2 separate regions of the Homo sapiens genome follow, and region 2 is linked to region 1. A link is a contact called in ENCODE Hi-C data. All regions are on one chromosome and are shown on one strand. The core of a region is the stretch at or near the end of the contact, and the rest is flanking DNA. Distances in the headings are between cores, read along the strand shown. Region 1 overlaps LOC105376093 (a long non-coding RNA gene). Region 2 holds the start of CEP78 (centrosomal protein 78).

What was found. Hi-C counts contacts between places; a loop is a spot of excess contacts on that map. Pooled maps may share reads with other maps.
Region 2: a loop to region 1 is called in a map with no recorded cell type, with 8 times the contacts of the local background. The contact joins the promoter of CEP78 here to the enhancer-like site in region 1. A Hi-C loop is called at or near these places in 1 of 168 maps with a recorded cell type or tissue (tibial artery), 1 of 37 single-sample maps with no recorded cell type and 2 of 50 pooled maps.

The regions. Positions count from the first base shown.
Region 1 is chr9:76,559,164-76,564,144 of GRCh38, reverse strand. It overlaps LOC105376093 (a long non-coding RNA gene), which reads right to left. Exons shown (of 3, transcript XR_007061584.1): 1 at 3,280-4,981. Among named protein-coding and RNA genes, the nearest start is that of GCNT1, 100 kb to the right of the region's middle. Within about 2 kb of position 1,629, at least 5 of the 41 ENCODE cell types and tissues checked have a DNase peak (open chromatin) inside an H3K27ac peak, as active enhancers do.
Region 2 is chr9:78,234,541-78,239,234 of GRCh38, reverse strand. It overlaps CEP78 (centrosomal protein 78), which reads right to left and starts at 3,160. Exons shown (of 17, transcript NM_001330691.3): 1 at 2,632-3,160. The coding sequence starts at 2,884. RefSeq lists a silencer at 2,767-3,136 and an enhancer at 2,762-3,431.

The DNA.
Region 1 (4,981 bases), core at 380-2,879:
TGCCCAAGAATAGCCAAGAAGATAGGGAAAAGAACAGTAAGTGGGGAGGGCACCTTAAAAGGCATTATGATAAAATCTACATAGTACTTTGGAGGGATAAATAGGTTAGTAGAACAGAATAGAGAATCCAGAAAGATATCTCAATATATGTGTGAATTTTTTTTTTTGACGGAGTCTCACTCTGTCGCCCAGGCTAGAGTGCAGTGGTGTGTTCTCGGCTCACTGCAAGCTCCGCCTCCCGGGCTCATGCCATTTTCCTACCTCAGCCTCCCGAGTAGCTGGGACTACAGGTGCCTGCCACCACGGCTGGCTAATTTTCTGTATTTTTAGTAGAGATGGGGTTTCACCGTGTTAGCCAGGATGGTCTCGATCTCCTGACCTTGTGATCCACCCGCCTCAGCCTCCCAAAGTCCTGGGATTACAGGCGTGAGCCACTGCGCCTGGCCTCAGCTGATCTTCTGATGGGCATCAAAGCCACTAGGGGTGAGGGTCCCAGAAGGGAAGGACCTTTTCAAGTCCCTTCCACACCATGCAGGTGTGAATTTAACACTTGACAAAAGTGTTATTTCAACTCAAGGAAAAAAGAATGGGTTACTTAATAAGTGATGCTAACACAACTACCAAGTCACAAAAAGAGAATAAAAGTAGACCTCTGTCTCACACAATACAAAATGGTATAAATTACATAAAGAATGAAGGCTCAGAGCTGGGCACAGTGACTCAAGCCTGCAATCCCAGCACTTTGGGAGGCCGAGGCGGGAGGATTACTTGAGGCTAGGAGTTCAAGACCAGTCCAGGCTGCATAGTGAGACCCCCATCTCTACAAAAAAATTTAAATGTAGCCAAGCATCGTGACATGTGCCTGTAGTCCCACCTACTTTCTGAGACAGGAGGATTGCTTGAGCCCAGGAGTTTGAGGCTGCAGTGAGCTATGTTTGGGCCACTGCACTGTAGCCTGGGCAACAGAGCTAGATCCTATCTCTATTTTAAAAAAGAAAAGAAAAGAATGAAGTCTCAAATGCAAACTAAAACAAAAAAATCATGTAAGAAAACCTAGAGTATGTACAAACTAGAGATGAGGCATACCTTCTTAACAGAGACTGGAATCCCACAAACTTAAGAGAAAAAAAAAACAGAAATATTTGAACATAAACAGATACAAATCCCTTATCTGAAAAATGTGCCAGGTACAAAATCAACTGACAAAAAAAGTTCAAAAAAATGTGTCATGCCAAAGCCAAGGGTCAGTGTCTGTAACATGCAACAAGCTCTTGCAAATAGACAAGAATGAGACAAATAACTCAAAAACCAGCATGAGCTGCCTGCCTGTCAGTTGCCCCATTTTTTTCATCTTTCTATCTCTAAGAGAGGCTGGCTCATCTTGAAGCAGAATGTTCAGAGTCTTGAAATACTACTATTTCATAATTCTGAAGCTGTTAAAACCAAGTAAATGATGACTTTGCTGGTGACTAATACAAAAATGGTTATCTGTTCCTGCCAGTGAGAGAATCAAGTATTTTTCACTTCTCTCTGGCACATTTAAACTGAAAGAAGAATGCCCTTATTCATTGGGTTTCTTTCCTTCTCTTTCTCTCTTTTAGAGTTCACTTAAAAGTTTCCATGATGAGCTTAGTTTCAGATTTGTTTTCTTTTTTTGCAGTAACAGCACTTAATGTTGTTTTGCTTTGCAGAGTAATTCTTCCATCGGAATTTCAGATTTTATTTTATTTTATTTCATTTTATTTTTGAGACAGAGTCTCACTCTGTCCCCTAGGCTGGAGTGCAGTGGCATGATCTCAGCTCACTGCAACCTTCACCTCCCAGGTTCAAGTGATTCTCCTGCCTTAGCCTCCTGGGTAACTGGAATTACAGGCACGTGCCACCAGGTCCAGCTATGAATTTCAGATTTTAAAGTGGGGTATTTTGTTATTTGCAGTATGTCAACTTTCCCCCTCTTCATTTACTCAGTAAGCTTAAGCTAGGTTTGAAAAGAAAATAATAATGACCCAGAGTTGGCAACATAGGGGGAAAATAGAACCTCATCATGTGCCTAAGCCTGTATGCTCACTCACTTGTTACACCCACAAAAGAACTTTCTATTTTAATTCAAATTCTTCCTTCCTCTTCTAAAATATCAATCCAGGCTAAAAACAATGTATGTTTGTACTGAAATCTAAATATATGTTCTACAGAAATTCTAGATCACATCTGTGGTGCCAAGGGGCAGAGAGGGACAAATAAAAGTTTTCTTCAAAAACAATATGACAGAAGGGAGTAGCTGGCTTCAGTCTGACTTTCCTACCCTCTCTAAGCCTCAGTTTCCTCATCTGTAAAATGGGAGGGAAATTAGTACCTACCCCATACGGTTGTTTTGGAGATTAAATCAGATAATGCATATGATTTAGCCAAAGAGCGTTGGATTAGTAAGATCTCAATAAATGTTGATTATTATTAGTTTGTTCTTATGTAGGGCCACCAGCACTTGATTAGAAGAGTGGCTGTTTCCATCTCTCTTCCTGGAGGTCATTTTGCCTCTGCAATGTGGAGGGTAAGCCAGCAGTGGTTTTCAAACTGTTCTCAGAGCCCTGGGATTCCACAGAGAGGCCTGTGGGCTGTAGAGGGATCAGCGTGAGGCTGAGATGGTGGGTGAGACTCTGAGACTCCCACTATAGCTTTGATTTTTTTCTATTTTATATAAAAGGAACCTGCCTACATTTCACTTCAAAAACCATTAATCTTTTAATTCTGCAAGGCTAAGGCAATTCTGTTATTCTGTGGGCATTCCTCCTTTTTAAAATGACTTTTCCTAGCTTTTTAGTAATCTTTTTTTTCTTCATTATCCATCCTTAACCACCTGATCCCTCCTGAGAGAAACAAAGCATTCAAGAAGCCACATCTGTGTTAGTATGAATTACTTTGATGTATTATGCCTTTGGGGAGGTGCTTGCATTTTAAAAGAGTCCAAACAAGAAGAGGATAAATAGGATAAAGAAAGATTGCTTTTCTGTTGACAGAAATCCTGGCACTACGGGGAAGACTTTTGAGGGTGGGGTGAGAGGGAAGTCTTTTGTAAAACTGCTAAAATGGCAACTCTAACCATGCCTTAATGAAATAATAACAGCGACTAGCACTGGTAAAGAGATTCTGACTTATACAACAATTTAATCTCCATCTTCTTGGCTGATTTAACACGAGCCTCCTGTAAATGAGGTGCTACTGTTTTCCCATGTCCATTTCCAAGACAAGGACATAGAGGCCCTGCATGGCTCAGTGACTCACCTCAGTTGGCAGAGTTAGGCCCTGACTCGAGTCTCGGGCACTCTCCCCAGGACCACACTGCTACCTCCACCCATTTGGGAAGCCAAGCCTGCTGATACCCAAGGCACCGACTTTTGAACACTCCCTTTGCAGAAATGGCACAAGCTGGGCCACTCATTTTTCTGATGCTTCCTCCTTGGAAAGAAAGGAATGGCTGTAGCAGAACTGTCAGCTCTCAATGAGCTCTTTGTGCAAGTAAATTCCAGAGTTTTTATGAACGATGATTACAGCAAGGGCTGCTTTCCCCCCCCAGTAGTTATGGTCAAAAGATTGCTGTTTCAGCCATGCCTGGCATTCCTCCAGAAAACTCCTGGATATATGCACTATGAGTTGCAGACTTGTGGATTATTGAACCTAGGAGACTGAAGAAACCAAGAAGCTCTCGATTTTAATGAGTAAATGTTTCTTTCCATGTCAAAATCCCTGGTGACACAATTTTTTAAAGTTCCAGAAAGTAAACATAAATGTCATTAATCACTGGAGGAAAGGTTATCTTTTTCTATCATATTTCCACAGAGCAAAGTTGCCTGGTTTTTACTTATACATGTCTATCAAGACTAACTGGCATGAGGACATGTGTGTAATAAGCTCTCAACATATATATTTGTTAATGAATGAGTGAATTAGTATATCCTTTAATTTGGAGGCCAAGCAATCATGATAGCAAAAGCAACAGAAACAACATGATAACTTCCTCTGGGATAGCCCTTCACTATGGTGGACTCTGAAAATTCTAGCACACAGCACTGAAGTTAATTGCTTACTGCACTCAGGGAGATCACTACCTTGACCATCTTCGCCATTGAGTAGGGAAAAATAAGTTGGAATATTGATGATATTTGAGGGTGTGGATGAAAGCAAGCTTTTCATTGCAGGAGCTTGAGATATAGTAGTTTAGGACTGGTAGACACAGCAAGGCAAGAATTTTGAGACAGAATTTTGAAGAGTCTTGGAGAGAAAATCCATTTGTTACAATTCAGTGAAGGGTTCCACAGTATGATGTTCATTCAAATAAATTTTTCCAAAGATATTTGCAACTTTTATTATTCTGAGCAAGAGGTTCCTGGAGTGGAAAAATCATGGTGATGAAGACAGAGGAGGAATAAGGTCATATTCATGAAGCCAAATAGTACAATCAGTTTCACCAACACCAGGGTTTGCAAACCATAGCCCAAAGGCCCAATCTGGTCCATGCCCAGTTTTTATAGTTTTATTGGAGCAGTCCTATGTTCATTCCTTCAAATGTTGTCTGTGACTGCTTCCATGCTACAAACACAGAGTTAAATGGTTATGAAAGAGACCATATGGCCACAGAGCCTAAAATAGTTACTATCAGGCCCTTTACAGGAAAAGTTTGCCAACCCCTGATATGGATGGTAAGCTGTGTGGGAGTAGATGGTTTCACTTCTCATTTTATTTATTTATTCATCAAATTATGTATTAAGCACCTATTGTGTGCAAGGTACCTTTATAGGTGTCAGGAATCTAGCACTCAACATGATGAATACCAGCCCCCATGGAAAAAAATCAACAAATGATATAAACCACATAGAAATAAGTGCTATGAAGGAAAATTAAGCATGGAAAGAAGATACAGAGGTATTGGGATGGTAGAGGGGGGCAACAGGGACCCTTTGGGATGTGGCAGTCAAGGAAAGCCTCT
Region 2 (4,694 bases), core at 1,911-4,410, 1.7 Mb before region 1:
AAATGTAATTAAGGATGGACAAGCAATATGTAGGAGGTTAAAATCTACAACCTAGACCCACTAGATGCAAGAGATAAAGAAGGTTCAGTGAAGAATATCTGACGAGAATGGTCTGTAATACATTTTTCTTACATTCAGTGCAAAATATTAGGCAAGATCTAGTAGGCTAGCCTTGACTCTGAGGTCCCTCCCATCTTTAATTTATTTTGGTTCCTGGTTTTTTTATTTTTTGTAGGGGGAGGGTCATGGACAGGGTCTTGCTCTGTCACCCAGGCTGGAGTACAGTGGCAAAATCATGGCTCACTGCAGCCTCAACCTCCCGGGCTCAAGAGATCCACCAAGCCCAGCTAATATTTTTTACTTTTTGTAGAGACAGGAGTCTCACTATGTTGCCCAGGCCAGTCACAAACTCCTGGCCTCCCAAAGTGTTAGGATTACCAGTGTGAGCCACCGCACCTGGCCTGGTTCCTGATATTATTTTGGTTAACTAAAGTCCATTCAGAGGTACAGAACAGTTCCTGCACCTGAATGAGATGTAGAGAATAATCTGACTTATTTTCAGAAGCAGATGTGTTGAACTGTCCTTGCAGAAGAGATGGTGCTAACCCCAGAGCCTAGAAAAGGGCCGGGCACACGACAAGTGGTCAGGTTGTTTTTAAATACATCAATAATCATTTCCTCTCCCAGATCGCACACCCTCCCTCTTTCTCTCAGCTTATAAACATGTTCACGTCCATATCCACTTAAAAAACACCTTTCAGACCTACAATTATCTGGATCTTCTTTGTGGGTAATCTAGGTCCCTCCCATGCCTTCAAATACCTGTCCTCCCACAAAGCCTAAATCTTGGGCCCAGATCTGCCTAGCAGACACATTTGGATGCCCCACAGGCCCCTCTTAAAACATTAAAGACAAACTGAGATCCTCCTCCCACCCCCAATCTCATTCGAGTTAACTCGGCTGTGTCATGGAAAGACGCTGCTGTGTTTCACTTACAGACGCTGCTGTAAACTGTCACCCATACTTGCTGCCCCCCTCTTCTAACTAGTCACCACGCCCATCCATTCTCTTAGATATCTGAAATCCTACCCTTCTTTTTTTTTTTTTTTGAGACAGAGTTTTGCTCTTGTTGCCCAGGCTGGAGTGCAACGGTGCAATCTCAGCTCACTGCGACCTCCACCTTCTGGGTTCAAGCAACTCTCGTGCCTCAGCCTCCCAAGTAGCTGGGATTACAGGTGCCCGCCACCACGCCCGGCTAATTTTTTTTTTTTTTTTTTTTGTATTTTTAGTACAGATGGGGTTTCACCATGTTGGTGAGCCTGGTCTCGAACTCCTGACCTCAGGTGATCCACACCCCCCCGCCTTGGCCTCCCAAAGTGCTGGGATTACAGGCATAAGCCACGGTGCCCGGCCCCAGCCCTTCTTTTCTATACCTTAGTTTGGGCCATTAGATTACAATTCACCATCCTTCCAATTTTAATTTGTCTTCCATATGGAGGCTAGACTGAGCTCCTACGGAAATTCCATCTCATCATCCTACAGCGGTTTCCCAAAACCTTCAGGATAAACATCCAACTCTATGACAGGACAAACGAGGACCCTCCCTGTTTGGCCCCCACAAGGTTTCCAGCCTCAACTCTCTCTGCTCTTTCTCAAACCTAAATTCCAGTCCTGTAACTCAGCTTGCATACTCTCTCCTATTTCCAAAACTTTTGCACAAACTGTTCCTTCCTGTTACCTAGCTAGCGTCTATAGGAAGCTGCCTCCATTATGTAGAAAATGCTAAGTGCTCAAAGGAATAACAGCATTTTGTCATATATCATAGTTGACCTAACATATTTTCCGAATAATCAGAGAGTCTGGATCCCTAATTATACCACTATACATTTACAAATGGCTTGTATTTGTAAAGCACTTTACAAACTTCTTATATACACCTTAAAAAATGAAGACAGGCCGGGCGCGGTGGCTCATGCCTGTAATCCCAGCACTTTGGAAGGCCGAAGCGGGCGGATCACCTGAGGTCAGGAGTTCGAGACCAGCCTGGCTAACATGGTGAAACCCCATCTCTACTAAAAATACAAAAATTAGCCGGGCATGGTGGCGCGCGCCTGTAATCCCAGCTACTCGGGAGGTTGAGGCAGGAGAATCACTTGAACCCGGGAGGCGGAGGTTGCAGTGAGCCGAGATCTTGCCACTGCATTCCAGCCTGGGCGACAGAGTGAAACAGTGTCTCAAAAAAAAAAAAAAAAAAAAAAAAAAAAAGACAAAGGCTGACATGTATTAATTTCCTACCTGCTTAGTTCTCTATCAGGCAAATCAAAGTCATTCAATAAAATAGGTAACATCTGTCAAATGTTTAATGATGTCCCAAACTGTGCTAAGAGCTCTGCAGGCATCAGCAGCGCAGGGAATCCTTGCGAAGGCGCACATAACCTGGGTCTCGTTATTAAGCCCATGTTACGGATGAGCACACTGAAGCCCTAGAGACCTTAAGCCACTCACCTAGCTCGTGAGTGTCCAGGCCGCACACCCCTTCTATTGCACACATACCCCGACAATGGACACCACTCACCTAAAAACCCACTTCGCCGCACCGACTGAGGGGCCCTGGAGGCGGGAACTACAAACCTGTGTCCCCCAGCCAGGGCTGGAAGAAGCTCTTGATGGAGACCAAGGGCAGGTCTTTATTGATCTTGAGGGTGCTCAGCAGAGGCGCCCAGTCCACCCCGCGGAGGCGGTCGGCGTTGAAATCCAGCACGCCCTCCCGGAGACAGGCGCGCACGGCGGGCAGCGGCACCGAGTTCTGCAGCGCGCACAGGTACTCGTAGTGGGAGAAGAAGTCCGCCGCGCTGTCGCGGCGCAGCTTCACGGAGTCGATCATGGCCCGAGGGCGGCCTCGGGGGATGCCCGCCGCGGAGACGCCGCCCGCGCCCACCCAAGAACGCTGAGTCGCAACCCGGCCGCTCCGGCACCCACGGCCAGGCGATAGCGGCAGCCCCGCACCGGGCTCAGGAGCGGTGATTCGGTCGGAAGACGCAAGGCCAGAGCCCCAAGCTAGGCCGGCCCCTCAACGCCCCACTCCCGCGCTGCCTCCCGCCCTGCGGCCCAAGCAGTTGGCGCCCGCCTCATAGTCCTCTGAGGCGCCGGGATTCAAGCCGGTGGGCGGTGCCGTGGAACGGTGCGCCAAGACGTCAACGTGCTCGCTGTGCGTCGGCACGCAGGTCCCGCCTCCTGAGGACGGGTGAGTTCGCTGCTACCTGAGATAGTGGTCGGGAGAGTTTGAGGGTTTGCGAAAGAGTTTACTGATCGATCCGAATAAAAGTGAAATGTGTGGTCGGGCGCGGTGGCCCACGCCTGTAATCCCAGCACTGTGTGAGGCGGGGGCGAGCGGATCACCTGGGGTCAGGAGTTCGAGACCAGCCTGGCCAACATGGCGAAACCCCGTCTCAATTAAAAATACAAACATTAGCCGGGCATGGTGGCGGGCGCCTGTAATCCCAGCTACTCGCCTGTAATCCCAGCTGAGGAAGGAAAATCGCTAGAACCCGGGAGGCGGAGGCTGCAGTGAGCCGAGATCTTGCCATTGCACTCCAGCCTGGGCGACAAGAGCGAAACTCCGTCTCAAAAAAAGAAAGAAAATAAAAAGTGAAATGTGGATGTAACAACGCACTTTTAAAAAAAGTCTAAACATCTGAGGAATGTGTCTGTGCTTGCAGTGTCCAGCCAGCACAGAGACTGCACTCAAGGGATGTGGGAACGGCTGATTGAACGTGAACTGCGGTCATTAAATCTTTTATGTCTGTGTTAATATCTACAAATAAGCCTTAATTTCTGTAGTTTCTGCATATCTCACACGGTTCCTGGCAAATTGAAGAGTGTTTCATGAATTCAGGACTTTATTGTGTTTGCTGTGAATCAGTTTGTTTTGTACTGACGATGATGTTGGCTAACTCCCTTGTAACTAGTACTTATTTGAAATAATGTCCTCGGGATTATTTTAAGCAATGTTTAAGTATGAAATCATTTCATTCTCCTAACATCTCAAGGAATATACTATTATATTCTACTTTACAAAAGGGGAAACTGAGGAACGGGGAAGTTAAGTGGAAGCTAAGTGGAAGAATCCAGATAATTGACCTCTCCTTCTATTGGTATGCAATTGCTAGAGCAATGATAGTCCTCCGGTAGAGCCTTAGACATTGTGTTTATTGCATTCCTGTTCCACCCACTGCATTCCGGATACTCCAACTTACTTCCAACACACATATGCAGGCGTCTCTAAAATTCCGGAGATATGGTCACCAATTATTTTTATGTGCGACATGCTCAAATCTTAATATAGTAAACGCTTGTATATTCATAAACCAGCTTAATAAATGAAACATTACCATTCCTGTTGAAGAGCTTTGTGTAACCACCTTCCCAATCACGACTACTCTCTGACTCTGAGATAACTGCTCTTCTGAACTTGGTATTCATCGTTGCAATGTATGTCTTTATATTTCTGCTACATATGTAAGTAAGCAGTATATAACATTCTATATTTTCTTTTCCTACTTTACTTATCGTTACCTTTACTAGGTCCATCCGTGTTGACATATAGAGATATTCATTTATTTTCCCTGTTGTTATATGGGAGTTCCATGTAGAAACATACAGTAATGTGTCTGTTTTTCTGTTGATGGTAATTT